2 separate regions of the Homo sapiens genome follow, and region 2 is linked to region 1. A link is a contact called in ENCODE Hi-C data. All regions are on one chromosome and are shown on one strand. The core of a region is the stretch at or near the end of the contact, and the rest is flanking DNA. Distances in the headings are between cores, read along the strand shown.

Evidence for each region. Hi-C counts contacts between places; a loop is a spot of excess contacts on that map.
Region 2: a loop to region 1 is called in a map with no recorded cell type, with 7 times the contacts of the local background. The contact joins the enhancer-like site here to the promoter of DYNLT1 in region 1. A Hi-C loop is called at or near these places in 1 of 37 single-sample maps with no recorded cell type.

What each region holds. Positions count from the first base shown.
Region 1 is chr6:158,639,641-158,647,388 of GRCh38, forward strand. DYNLT1 (dynein light chain Tctex-type 1) reads right to left here and starts at 5,103. Exons shown (of 5, transcript NM_006519.4): 1 at 5,042-5,103; 2 at 1,679-1,720. The coding sequence starts at 5,068. It also overlaps a transcript of SYTL3 not described here. RefSeq lists an enhancer at 4,474-5,417 and silencers at 4,541-4,870, 5,031-5,260.
Region 2 is chr6:159,673,862-159,681,609 of GRCh38, forward strand. It overlaps SOD2 (superoxide dismutase 2), which reads right to left. Exons shown (of 5, transcript NM_000636.4): 5 at 1-7,748. Among named protein-coding and RNA genes, the nearest start is that of SOD2, 16 kb to the right of the region's middle. Within about 2 kb of position 4,875, at least 2 of the 41 ENCODE cell types and tissues checked have a DNase peak (open chromatin) inside an H3K27ac peak, as active enhancers do.

The sequences.
Region 1 (7,748 bases), core at 3,853-6,352:
AATGTCACCTCATGTTTCCATGTGGATTGGAAATGTGTTTGTTTTGTTTTGTTTTTTTAAGACAGAGTCTTGCTCTGTCGCCCAGACTGGATTGCAGTGGCGTGATCTTGGCTTACTGCACCCTCCATCTCCCGGGTTCAAGCGATTCTCCTGCCTCAGCCTCCCAAGGAGCTGGGACTACAGGCATGCGCCACCAAGCCTGGCTTATTTTTGTATTTTTAGTAGAGACGGGGTTTCACCATGTTGGACAGGATGGTCTCGATCTCTTGACCTCATGATCCGCCCACCTCGGCCTCCCAATGTGCTGGGATGACAGGTGTGAGCCATCGCGCCCAGCATGGAAATGTGTACTTTCAATTGCACTTGCTAATTGAAAGCTGGTAACCAAGTCAAAGATAAGGCAGAAAACAACTGCGGCAGAACTAGACTTCCCAACAAGCCCCCTCCACTGTTCCCAGTTCTGGTGTAATCCACCCACCTTCCTGCCCCCTGCTGTGTTCCACGTGAAACTGTGTATTTAGAAAAACCATGAAAACCAAACGTACAGATCCTGCAAAGCAACCAGAAAGTCACTCCTGATGCTGAACAATGTAAATGGTCAAACAAAATCATTTTGCCTTTGGATACTGATCACAAACATAGGTTGCGGTTTTTTATCAAACACTAGTCAATAATTTACATTAAATTCTAAATTACATCTGAAACCCCAAACAGTATCATTAAATTCAGATCATCTAATAGTTTTCTTTTAGCCAATGGCTTTAGTATCTGTGCCCCATTTTACCCAGGGAAGGCAGGGAAGCTGATGAGGAAAACTCTTTCTGGCTTCATTCCTACCCTAGGTAGGAATGAGCCCCTAGCTCTCAGCACCGCTCCAGCCACACCCACCTCCTTTCACTCCCTCACACACCATGCACTGCCCCCACTTCCCAGTCTCAGGGGGCCTTGTCCCCTCTTTTTACTGCATTACCCCTACTTCTCATTCTGCAGATTTCAGCTCGAAATGGTCCCTGAACTCCCTGGGTGGGTCACATTCCCAGTTCAGTGCTCTCACAGCACCACCACTAGTGGCACTTACCACACAGCAAATGCAGGCTGACACCTTCCAGCAGGACTGTTTGATGTGTCTGCCCTGCCTGCCCCTCAGCTGTAAACTCCAGAAGGGTCTATGCCCTGCACGCTCCCTCAGTGTGTACTTTCTGAATGAGTAACAAACATCCCTTCTGTCTCTCTTCCTCTTCATGATCAACAACACAATAAAGTGTGAAATTTAGGAATGTAAGAAAAGTAAGCAAATAGGCCCCAAACTGGATCACTAGGTCCAGAATAACTGGAAATTGATTGTTCAATTTTCTTATACTCACTCTTTCTTCATTCAACCCTGGAGACATTTATTTGTATACCAGGATTCTTTTATGCTTAAAAGATTATAGAATCAAATCTTGGTGATATGCAGTAATAATGCTATGTACATAAAACTCCTTATCTGATTTAAAATATGTAATTTACATAATATAGAAGCAACTCTTATCTAGCTATTTACTGAAGTAAAAACTGTTATTTGAAACACCAAAACACACAGACTCAGTCGAAACAATTCCAAGATAGTATTTAAAACACATTATTTTCTCTAATATAAGCCATTAAACATTTAAGAAGTGAGCATTTCTCCTCTTACCTCTTTTACAATGTTGCTCACTTCATCAACAACAAAAGCAGTCTGTAAGGAAGAACATTCAGTTAAGTTTGATTTATTTAAAAGATATTTCCACTACATTGATAAATGCAAATGTAGGTAATGAACATAATGTAGAAATGAAGACCTTAGAAATAATCTAACTAGACTGTTCAGCTTTACCAAGGATGGCATTACAGTCTTCAGAAACCAGAAGACTAGAATACATGCACATAATTTAAAGGTATTGTTTTATTTTTATTTATTTATTTTTGAGACGGAGTGTCGCTCTGTAGCCCAGGCTGGAATGCAGTGGCGCAATCTCAGCTCACTGCAATCTCTGCCTCCCAGGTTCAAGTGATTCTCCTGCCTCAGCCTCCCAAGTAGCTGGGATTACAGGTGCCCTCCACCACACCCGGCTAATTTTCGTATTTTTAGTAGAGATGGGGTTTCATCATGTTGGCCAGGCTGGTCTCGAACTCCTGACCTCAGGTGATCCTCCCGCCTCAGCCTCCCAAAATGCTGGGATTACAGGCGTAAGCCACCACACCTGGCCCTGTTTTGTTTTAATCATGCCACAATCTAAGACTTCACTTTAAACTAGAATTCATTCTCTTCTTCCATTTCAACTGGCTGCTAGAATCATTAACCAATAGAGAGGCTTAATGAGTTGGTTGATTTTTGTATAAATTAACTGAAGCTGCTGAAGTAATCCATTTAAGATGTAATTCTCTCTTCCATGATGTAAACTGATTAGGAGGATCAGTTTGACCTTGAGGAGATTTTTTTAAAGCACCATTACTTGTAAAATGTACGATGATTACATTATCTCCAGGTAATTATTTTTCTTTCCCAGTGCTGCCCTCCGACTCCAGGACTAACCACCAGCTGCCAGCATGGCTGTTCTCTGTCAGTGTCTGGATGACTCAGGAGGTGGGCTGCCTGCAGGAATCTAGTGCCAGGAGTATAGTTTTCCTTTTACACATGGTAGATCTGAATGGGTAAAAGGTCATCCTGAAAATAACATTAGTCAGGCACTTGCCTGCCAATGTGCTCTTCACATGAGCACAAGCGTTTAAAGTTACTGCTGAGTCCCAGGAAAGGTACGTAGCTCTGGACACGCCTTCGAGAGGGCAACCCCTGGGGCCCTCAGTCAACGTGCATCCTGAGGGAATCAAGGCAGAGAACCCTGACTTGGCAGTGAGTCTTCCTCCCTGTCTGGCTGCTGTCCACTGCAGGCCCTGCCCTTTCTTTTTAGGGGGTTCAGGAGCTGACTGCCCGAAGCCACCTCACTTGCTGTACTCAGAAGTCGGACTTGGAAACAAAACCAACTCACTGAGTGAAGAACAATTTGCAATATCTTAGAGATTAAGTCATTTCTGGAAGCTTAAAGGATCCTTCCAAGTGACTACCGTGACCTTAATCACAAAGGAAAGGCACTGTATCACCTCCCATATGGTTACAGTACGAAAAAGGTTGAGGGACATTTTAAAGAATTTTTAGTGGAAAGCAGAGTTGTATTGAATCCAGTGGATAGTTTTAACGTCTCCAAGAAAGATGAATGGTGAGTTGAGAGAATAGTTACAAAGGCCCAGGCATCTACACGAAGTTAGAAGAGATGCAGAAAAGGCTGCTAAGAGGCTGGTGGGAGGACCAGAACGGGCCATTCAGTAAATACCTAAGACATGCCTACTACAAGACAGCCATGGTCTCCACCTCCCAGGGCCTCCATCCCAGGTAGAACACTCATCACTCTGTCCAGCCCCTTCATTTTACACATATGCGATTGAGATCTCGAATAATGAAGCCACTTAGCCACCTTATTTGTGGGAGTCAGAATCGGACTGCAGTATTAAGCGCTTTCCTTTACAAAGCGATTTCTTTTTTAGAAGTTTTACTCGATATTACTGTAATACAAGACATTTTCCAATATTATATTAGTAACAGTTTAAGGGGAAAGGCTTTTTTCTTTGCCAACTGCTCCTGAACCAGCTCTTCTCGTCATTATTCACTTGGTTGCCATCAGCATTCAAACACTGATTATGCCACTGTCACAGGAAGTGTGTGCTAGTTAGGAAATCAGATCAAAACTGAAACTCTAGAATCAGTCCTTAAGTTTTAGTTTTATTTTCCCTGAAAACATTCCTCCTTAAACGAAATTTTTTTCTTTTTTTTTGGTTTTTGAGACGGAGTTTCGCTCTTGTTGCCCAGGCTGGAGTGCAATGGCGCGATCTTGGCTCACGGCAACCTCTGCCTCCCAGGTTCAAGGGATTCTCCTGCCTCGGCCTCCCGAATAGCTGGGATTACAGGCATGCGCCACCACGCCCGGCTAATTTTGTATTTTTAAAAGAGACGGGGTTTCTCCATGTTGGTCAGGCTGCTCTCGAACTCCTGACCTCAGGTGATCCGCCCGCCTAGGCCTCCCAAAGTGCTGGGATTACAGGCGTGAGCCACTGCGCCCAGCCACTAAATTTCATAAATGGTAAGATATCCAACCTTACCAAATGTATCTATAGTTTATATTTTTGACAGGCTGCATAATAAATCCATAGGGCTCTATCTGAATTTCAACAAGGATTATTCAGTAAGAAGAAAATGAGTGTTGTATCTCAGCTGCGCCCATCAGCTCTATTCCCCGAATGACCGTGAGCTTGAAGGAAAGCCATTTAACGCACACGGTGCCGATGGGTGTCTTCTGCTTGGCGACATCGTGGGCTTTATCCTACTTCCTCAAGGAGGCATAAAAGATGATTTTTTCCCCACAACAATGAGCTTTCTTACAGACATATTAAACGGAAATGAAATGTGCTACTCATTCCCAGCGTTGCAGAACCAGGTGAGGCCCGAGACAAAGGCGCGGGATGGCCGGGACGCCAGCCCGGGGCGGAGGGGCTGGCGGCGGGAGCGTCACCCGCACCTCCGCGGGGAGACGTCCAAGCCTCGGCGCTCCCAGCCCGGCCGCCGCGCCCCGCTCCAGGCTGGGGCTGGGGCTGGGGTCAGCCCCGCAGAGCAAGGGGCGGTGATGTCATCCTCTCGGCGAGCTTGGCTGCGGGCCGGAGGCGAGGCCCTGCGGGAAGGTTTCTCGGCACCGCTCACCGGGGCGCTCTCTCCGAGTCACGCCCGGTGCCTCCCCGCGCGGGAAGAAGCTCAATCCCCTTCCCGCCCCCCGCGCCGGGGAAACGGCGGCAATGTCCGGGCAGAATGGGGCCGGGCGGAGCGCCGGCGACCGGGAAGCTCAGGCCGTGGGCTGCCGAGACTGGCCTAGCTGAAGGAGGTGGGCAGCCAGGCCTTTCCGGGCAGGACCGCGTGTCCTTCCGCGGCCAGGGCTCTAGGCCTCCACCCTTCCGTCGCCGACCCGGCGGTTACCTCCTCCGCAGCCTGGTAGTCTTCCATCTTTCCTCCGGCGCGTCCCCTCCGGCTCCCTGAGTGGCGCGGACTGCGCAGGCGCACTCAGGCCCCGCCCCGGACCTGCCACGCCCCTCTCCTCTCGCGCCTGCCTCGCCCATGCCCAGCTCCCGGGCCCCGCCCTTCGCTGCCCGGACCCTCAGTGACCCCATCCCTGGGCGGGGCCCGTGGGTGGACCCTGAATTCGCCTCTCCTCCTGTCCTCTGGGAGGTGGTAGTTTCCATGGGAATCCGTGAGGGTAGCCGGGCAGCTCCCTAAACCTTAGCAACAGAAACAAAACACACGTACAAAAGGCAGTCCTGGAGGGGAAGCGTGGTCCCGGCCCCTCCTCCGGTTTGTACTGTGTGGATTGACGCGGACGTTCAAACCCGCTCGGACACCTGGCAACAAACTCGAAAGTGACTGCTGAAGGCAGTGCGCCCGGTGAGACGTTGTTGCAGTTCCCTTGGGGACTGGGATTGGCATGCTTTAGCTATCTGAACGAAACTTCCCTTTGGGGAGTTAAGTTTTCCAGGTAAATGAGAATTTTTCCTTTAAGCACCATTAAAAAAAAACATTTTGGGTGGAAAATTTTGTAAAATGTGGCACACTTCCTGACTACCTTAACCATAGTGAACTAGACAGACTTTATTTGTATGTGGGTTCTTTATGGAAATTAGGAATTGCACTGGGCTCTGGTAAACTGCCCTCCACGGAAAGCTGGGGCATATGCATCTATTGGCAGGTATTCTGAGGCTCCGAGTTTTGATTTTGGCGTTTGCTTTTTCTGGTTTCGTCATGCACTTGAATTCAGGTTGCTGGAACCCACTTCCCATTCCCCAAGAAAGAGCTGACTGCAAGGGTCCCAGGGATTTGGTAGACCTAAACTTCAAATCCCACATCTAATCCATCAACAACCCTTGTTATTTCTACCCCATATGCTCGGGACCCCAGTTAAAGATTGATATCTCTCATCTGGATTATGACCATCGGACTGTAACCTGGTCGGTCTATCAGGGTCTTATTAGAGCCCTTCAAGAGGAACCTAACCCAACGACTCCTCCCTCCCCTCACCCATTCTGCCCTGCCATAAGTCAATAGTTACTAAGTTGTCAGACTATAGACTAATCTTAGTGATCTTTGGATGACTAAACTTTTAACATATCTTAGCTCAAAATCTCCTACAGAGAGCCATTCTGTGACCACGGCATCTAAGGTAGCCGACCTCCTCATCCTCCACCCCTGCATCCTGTACATTTTCCTCATAGCACTTCTCTCAGTTTGCAAGAACGTATTTATGGTTGCTTGTTGATGGTGTGTCTCCATTTAGAAACTAAGTACCATGCAGGAAGGATCTGTTTTATTCACTAATGTATCCCCTTCCTTCCACATTGTGCCTGGCACATAATAGCTACACAATTAACATTTATTTATTTATTTATTTAGAGACAGGGTGTCATTCTGTTGCCCGGGCTGGAATGCAGTGGTGTGATCGGAGATTTTGAGCTAAGATGTGTTGAAGTTTAGTCATCCAAAGACCACTAAGAGCTTGAACTCCTGGGCTCAAGGTATTCTCCTGCCTTAGCCTCCTGAGCAGCTGGGATTCCAGGCACTAGCCACCACACCCACCTATTTTTTTAATATGTCTTTTGTAGAGATGGGATCTCACTGTGTTGCCCAGGCAGGTCTCAAACTCCCGGGCTTAAGGGATCCTCCAGCCTCAGCCTCCCAAAGTGCTGGGATTATAGCTGTGAGCCACCATGCCCGGCCTAAAATTTATTGCATGAATCATTTCCCTCATGGGTGTTAGCTTTGCCTCAGACCCAAATGGAGAGAACTGGGGAGTGGAGGAAGATGCAACTACCTGCCTCCTTGAGGGAAACAGGGCTGGCGAGAGGAGGGCAGAGCCCTGACTGACACAAGGCTGCTTGGCCCTGGGTGTTCGGCCTGAGCGAGGAGACTTGCTGGGCAGGCTGGTTGCTTTACCACACCTGGTCTTCCTCTCCTTGGATTCTGAACTTTATCTACCTTTTGAATTCCTTTCTTATTACCTGGCTTCAACTCCCCTGTCCTGGTGTTTCAGTCGTGCGCCTCAGTCCACATGTGATTCTGATGCTGACATTGCTTTGCCTGCCTGCCCTTCTCAGTATCACCTGAGATCTCGTTTTGGATGTTCTCTGCCTACCTGGTTCCAAGCTCTTGGCCCCACCACGATCCTGAGCCAATCAGGAGCCTCTGAAATCTTTTTTCTTCTGCTACTTTGTTGTGGACCTGGAGTTCAGTAGCTAAGTGTCACAGAATTATGTGCAAAGCAAGAGTAAACCGGTTCTGAGCAAACACCTGCAATGGAAGAACATGACACTTGGGACAGCCTTTTCAATTTTCCCCACAACCTTTTAGGAACTTCCTAATTTAAATCAATTTCCTGAATGTCTGCTAGGATGGTGCATAATTAATGCATGGATCTTGTTATAACTGCGGATCACCAGCATGCACATAAATCAACAGAAAACATGCAAATGTGCATTTTAAAAATGCTTACATGATTTTAGCTTTTATACATTGGGTACCACTCTCCAATTTTAACTATTAAAGAACATTTGTTAAATGATCGCGATGTATGACATTTTGAGGCTGCCAGTAAACGGATGAGCTGGTCTGTTTATCTTCACAACTATCTGTTCACTTG
Region 2 (7,748 bases), core at 3,625-6,124, 1.0 Mb after region 1:
AACAAGAAAAGAGAGAAGAATCAAATAAATGCAATAAAAAATGATAAAGTGGATATCACCACCAATCCCACAGAAATACAGAGTACACAGAGAATACTATAAACACCTCTATGCAAATAAACTAGAAAATCTAGAAGAAATAGATAAATTCCTGGACACATACACCCTCTCAAAACTAAACCAGGAAGAAGTTTAATCCCTGAATAGACCAATAACAGGCTCTGAAATTGAGGCAATAATTAATAGCCTACCAACCAAAAAAAGTCCAGGACAAGATGGATTCACAGCCGAATTCTACCAGAGGTACAAGGAAGAGCTGGTACCATTCCTTCTGAAACTATTCCAATCAATAGAAAAAGAGGGAATCCTCCCTAACTCATTTTATGAAGCCAGCATCATCCTGATACCAAAGCCTGGCAGAGACATAACAAAAAAAGAGAACTTTAGACCAATATCCCTGATGAAAATCAATGCAAAAATCCTCAATAAAATACTGGCAAACTGAATCCAGCAGCATATCAAAAAGCTTATCCACCATGATCAAGTGGGCTTCATCCCTGGGATGCAAGGCTGGTTCAACATACACAAATCAATAAAAGTAATCCAGCATATAAACAGAACCAAAGACAAAAACCACATGATTATCTCAACAGATGCAGAAAAGGCCTTGGACAAAATTCAACAGCCCTTCATGCTAAAAACTCTCAATGAATTAGGTATTGATGGGACATATCTCAAAATAATAAGAGCTATCTATGACAAACCCACAGCCAATATCAGACTGAATGGGCAAAAACTGGAAGCATTCCCTTTGAAAACTGGCACAAGACAGGGATGCCCTCTCTCACCACTCCTATTCAACATAGTGTTGGAAGTTCTGGCCAGGGCCATCAGGCAGGAGAAAGAAATAAAGGGTATTCAATAAGGAAAAGAGGAAGTCAAATTGTCCCTGTTTGCAGATGACATGATTTTATATTTAGAAAACCCCATCATCTCAGCCCAAAATCTCCTTAATTTGATAAGCAACTTCAGCAAAATCTCAGGATACAAAATCAATGTGCAAAAATCACAAGCATTCTTATACACCAACAACAGACAAACAGAGAGCCAAATCATGAGTGAACTCCCATTCACAACTGCCTCAAAGAGAATAAAATACCTAGGAATCCAACTTACAAGGGATGTGAAGGACCTCTTCAAGGAGAACTACAAACCACTGCTCAAGGAAATAAAAGAGGACACAAACAAATGGAAGAACATTCCATGCTCATGGATAGGAAGAATCAATATCGTGAAAATGGCTATACTGCCCAAGGTAATTTATAGATTCAATGCCATCCCCATCAAGCTACCCATGACTTTCTTCATAGAATTGGAAAAAACTACTTTAAAGTTCATGTGGAACCAAAAAAGAGCCTGCACTGCCAAAACGATCCTAAGCCAAAAGAACAAAGCTGGAGGCATCACGCTACCTGATTTCAAACTATACTACAAGGCTGCAGTAACCAAAACAGCATGGTACTAGTACCAAAACAGAGATATAGACCAATGGAACAGAACAGAGCCCTCAGAAATAATACCACACATCTACAACTATCTGATCTTTGAGAAACCTGACAAAAACAAGAAATGGGGAAAGGATTCCCTATTTAATAAATGGTGCTGGGAAAACTGGCTAGCCACATGTAGAAAGCTGAAACTGGATCCCTTCCTTACACCTTATACAAAAATTAATTCAAGATGGATTAAAGACTTAAATGTTAGACCTAAAACCATAAAAACCCTAGAAGAAAACCTATGCAGTACCATTCAGGACACAGGCATGGGCAAGGACTTCATGTCTAAAACACCAAAAGCAATGGCAACAGAAGCCAAAATTGACAAATGGGATCTCATTAAACTCAAGAGCTTCTGCACAGCAAAAGAAACTACCATCAGAGTGAACAGGCAACCTACAAAATGGGAGAAAATTTTTGCAATCTACTCATCTGACAAAGGGCTAATATCCAGAATCTACAAGGAACTCAAACAAACTTACAAGAAAAAAACAAACCCCATCAAAAAGTAGGTGAAGGATATGAAGAGACACTTCTCAAAAGAAGACATCCATGCATCCAACAGACACATGAAAAAAATGCTCATCATCATGGGCCATCAGAGAAATGCAAATCAAAACCACAATGAGATACCATCTCACACCAGTTAGAATGTCAATCATTAAAAAGTCAGGAAACAACAGGTGCTGGAGAGGATGTGGAGAAATAGGAACACTTTTACACTGGTGGTGGGACTGTAAACTAGTTCAACCATTGTGGAAGACAGTGTGGCGATTCCTCAGGGATCTAGAACTAGAAATACCATTTGACCCAGCCATCCCATTACTGGGTATATACCCAAAGGATTATAAATCATGCTGCTATAAAGACACATGCACACGTATATTTATTGTGGCACTGTTCACAATAGCAAAGACTTGGAACCAACCCAAATGTCCATCAATGATAGATTGGTTTAAGAAGATGTGGCACATATACACCATGGAATACTATGCAGCCATAAAAAAGGAAGAGTTCATGTCCTTTATAGGGACATGGATGAAGCTGGAAACCATCCTTCTCAGCAAACTATTCCAAGGACAAAAAAACAAACACCGCATGTTCTCACTCATAGATGGGAATTGAACAATGAGAACACTTGGACACAGGAAGGGGAACATCACACACCGGGGCCTGTCGAGGGGTGGGGAGAAGGGGGAGGGATAGCATTAGGAGATATACCTAATGTAAATGACGAGTTAATAGGTGCAGCACACCAACATGGCACATGTATACATGTAACAAACCTGCATGTTGTACACATGTACCCTAGAACTTAAAGTATAATTTAAAAATAAATAAGTAAAAAATAAAATGCCAGAGTTGGCACCTTAAGATCCTCTTTCACAGCAAAGGAGCAGGACTAAAACCAGGCATCTTGACCAATATCCCACAGGTGCTCTGGTAAAATCTCCAAGACCAGGACCCAGGTCTTCCAGTACCTAATTCAATGTTCTTTCCATGCCCACACAAAGGCAAGCAGCAGAAGGAGGAGCAAGCATAAGGCCTTCCCAGTCACCACAGCCATGCTGTCAAACCTCTCTGTGGATATGCTGTGTTAACTTCTGAGCCTTGGGGATACCCATATTTACAATATGATAAATACATTAAGTCACATTGTTTAATATTTGGATATGGGCCCAGACGCACAAATGAACAAGAACCTCATGTCCTGGGACTTCATGGAGCACAAATTATAGTGGGCAGAGAGGCAAACTTGGAATCACCGTGACGCTGGGCATCGAGACTACTGGGTGCAACAATGGGACACACTGAAAGATGACTAGCATGTCATAGGAACTTGAAAGCATTCGTGCTCCTTCCTTTTCACAAACTGAGAAATCTTAAATTTTTTTTAACGTGTCCCAGAAGCATCTTGACAACAGAAGCACTCTCATTACTGTAAAGCCCACAATGAATAGCAGACAGCATGACTTCACCCTAGACAGGTCATGCCAACTTCACATCCCTTTCCAAATAGTATGCCAGTACTATACCAAATAGTATACCACTTTAGGAAGAGTGGTACCAGGTGGTAAGCTCCTATATTCCAATGACCAGAGTAAAATATCACCAGAACTTTATGTAAAATACATCTTGTAAAAGTATGATTACTTTATTTTTCAGAGTTAAGGCAATAATCTGTGGTTGGTTAATGTTCTAAGATGTTACAAGAACTTTAAGAGACAGGGTCTCACACTGTCACCCAGGCTGGAGTGCAGTAGCACAATCATAGCTCACTACAGCTGCAAACTCCTGGGCCTGTGATCCTCCTGCCTTAGCTTCTTAGTAGCTGGGATGATAGGTGTGAGTAACCACAACCAGCTATTATGAGAAATATATAAAATACTATTTGTGATCATGTTATTTATAAGAAATATATATATTGTCTCAATCCTTGCTTGGTCTCTTGGCTCCTAAACCCCTTGAAGTATCTTTGGTTTGCCAATGAAATGATTGGTGGCTGGGAGCCTCTAGGTAGCTTCAGGACGGGGGGCTGCTTACCAGAAAGACCAAGGCAAGATTGGAGGGTTTGGACTCCCAGCCTCAACCCCCAACCTCCAGAAAGGGGAGAGAGGCTGAAGGTTGAGTTAATCGCCAATTGCCAATGGTAATGCTGACATAATGAAGCCTCCGTAAAACCCCAAAGGGTCGGGGTCCAGATGAGCTTCTGGGTAGCTGATGACGTGGAGAGAGCATGAAAGCTCCATACCCCTTCCCACATGCCTTGCCCTGTGCATCTCTTCCATCTGGCTGTTCATCTGTATTCTTTGAAATATCCTTTACAAGCCAGAGGCAATGGCTCACACCTGTAATCTCAGCACTTTGGGAGGCTGAGGTGGGTGGATGACTTGAGGTCAGGAGTTTGAGACCAGCCTGGCCAACAGAGTGAAACCCCATCTCTACTAAAAATACAAAAATTAGCTGGGCATGGTGGTGCACACTTGTAATCCCAGCTACTTGGGAGGCTGAGGCATGAGAATCGCTTGAACTCAGGAGGTGGAGGTTGCAGTGAGTTGAGACTGTGCCACCGCACTCCAGCCTGGGTGACACAGTGAGACTCCATCTCTAAATAAAAAAATAAATAAATGAAATATCCTTTACAATAAATTAGTATTGTAACCAATATGTAGTTTTAATAAAGTAATAAAATTAAAAATGGGTAAACATAAGTAGAGTGTTTCTCTGTGTTCTGGGAGCTGCTCTAGCAAATAAATCAAAACCAAGGAAAGGGTCACGGGAACCCCACTTTATAGCCAGTCAGAAGTATAGGGACTTGCGATTGGTATCTGGAGTGGGGGCAGTCTTGTGGGCTGAGCCCTCCACCTGTGGGATCTGACTCCAATTCCAGGTAGACAGTGTCAGAATTGAATTATAGGACATCCAGCTGGTGTCCACTGGACAACCTGGTGTAAAAGTATTGAGTGGTATGTGACAACAGCAAAAACACTTTGGTTTTGTCGTATATCCCTAATACTATGCTTTTAGGTTATCAGATGATGTTATTACAGATATGACTGGAGATACAGGTCTTGGTCTTAAGAGTAATATTTCAACTACCCATTATTTACTATTCCTTTCCCATGGAAACTCAGTGAAAATGACAGAAGATTATAGGATTTTTAAAGTTTTTGACATGCAAGCATAATGCAGACCTCTTTGATGGTTGACAGATTCTTTTATTAACAGTCAAAAACTTCACACAATTGGAAAATAAATGTTTCTTCAATGAATAATCAAACAAAAATTATCCAGGACCTTATAGGGTTTTCAGTATGTACCAGGCTTGATGCACATCTTAGAAGACAGGACATTATCTTGCTGGGATCATTAGGGTATGACTGAAAGTGAGAAACAGTAATTTGTAAAACATTTACCTAATAATAGCTTTCCCAAACAGTACTTCCCCTGGAATTAAAACAGGAAATACAATTTATGTTTATACGTGGTTTTAGATATGACTCAATATACATAGATTTTAACTTTATGGTTTGGTATTACTTTTTTAAAGGCGCTCAATAGAAATTCAAATCTCACTTTAAGACCATGAATTTCAAGTTGCAATGAAGTGTACAATAAAGTTGTGATTTCTCAACATCAAAGTTTAATTATTACAAAATAGTTCAAGCAACAGATAGAATTTCAAAAACAGTATTTGCTTTGCTTCCTTGTTTTGCTCCAACACTAATCATGCTGAGGTTTTTGAAGCACAGCTATGACTAGGGCAGGCACTGCTGATTCAGTCACAAAAACCCTTCTTGGATGAACAATACTTGTTCTTTTCAGAAGAAAAGCAATTTTACCTTTTCTATTTCTATTATGAAAAACAGAGCTAAACAATTTTTGTATTTTTAGTAGAGACAGGGTTTCACCACGTTGGCCACGCTGGTCTTGAACTCCTTCAAGTGTTCTGCCTGCCTTGGCCTCCCAAAGTGCTGGGATTACAGATGTGAGTCACCCCGCCCAGCCCTAAACAATCTTAAAGTCTCCTTTTCCACCAGATGACTAAAATCTTTAGTTTGTAAATTCCCTTAGTCTCTTAAAATCAATCTATCCAGAAGACAAGAAAGACAAACTTAGTGAAGGAAAGAATGCTTCCTCACTCTCTCACCAGAAAGCCAAAGCAAAAATAGAGCCCCACAGAAATTTCAACATTGAACATTTTTTAAATCTTAAAGCTTAGTAGGAATCAAAAAGCTTTATATAAGTCAGCAGATCTGCAAACCTTGTTAGTTCAATACAAACCATGATCTAGCAGACAACTTATATTCAAAAGCTCATCTTTCAAAAGGTTCCACCTTGCCCGTCTATTTAAACAGTCACGACCTTCCTTAGAGAGGCAAGCAGTAATCTTACATGACACATAAAAGCTGTTTCACTGTGACACATATATAATGAAAAGTAATCAGTCTCCAAAGTTTTTCCAATCCACAAGCATGCATACACACACACACATACACACACCGCTTTGGTACTCTTGTCTCTAATAATTTTTAAAGCCTACTTTTCTAACTGAATTTTAAAAGTACCTTGAATTTAAATTTTTTTTAAACTTCAGTCTTCAATATTGAAACTGCTAAGTTACCCCATTTTTCCATGAAAAAAAAATAGAAAAATAAACTTGGGGAAAAAATTAAAAATAAAAAATAAACTTGGGAAAACATTACTAAATAGGTTTAAGAAAAAAGCCTATATAGGCCAGGTGCAGTGGCTCACACCTGTAATCCCAGCACTTTGGGAGGCTGAGCCAGACGGATCACTTGAGGTCAGGAGTTCGAGACCACCCTGGCCAACATGGTGAAACCCTGTCTCTGCTAAAAATACAAAAAGTAGCCAGGCATGGTAGCATGCACCTGTAATCCCAGCTATTCAGGAGGCTGAGGTGGGACAATCACTTGAACCCGGGAAGTGGAGGTTGCAGTGAGCTCCGGTCGCGCCACTGCACTCCAGCCTGGGCAACAGAGCAAGACTCTGTCTCCAAAAAAAAAGAAAAAAAAAAAACGCCTATATAAAGAAAATATTCCAATAGGAGATAAACCTATGTACACAGAGTTGCTCACCCCAGCATTATCTGTAGTAACAATTAGAAACAAATGAAATATTCAAAAACAGTAAATTAGGCAGATGATGAAACAACATGGCAAATGTATGATGCTAAGCCAAATATACAAAAAGATCCCTGTGAGACGGAGCAGGGACCCCTCTTTGGGGTGTGCCAGGGGGATTCCCACAAGCACAGAAATAAAGGAGAATCTTGAGTTTCCTTCACCGAAAACTCCAGGCACCCAGCTCGCCCCGAGAAGGAAACCAGCAAGCTGATAAGCAAGAAGGTCATAACAGTTTCAAACAATAGCCAGGGAAGTTAGAGTCACCTAGAGACATCCTTAACACGTGCCCCTGAGCTACTTTTCAGAAACCCAGACCCCCACCAAATGGATTCACACAGACGTCAGATAAGGGGGAACACCAGGGACTAAACTCTGACCTCCATTCTTTGCTCTCAGTTTCTTCCTGAGGGGCCTGGCCAGACCTTAATGTTCCTTTCTGCGGACCCCAAGTTTTTAGACAAAGCTTTGCTTCCTTAACCAATCACAAATCAGGGAGTCTTTGAATCCACCATAACCTGTAAGCCCGCCCCCTGCCTACCCCACT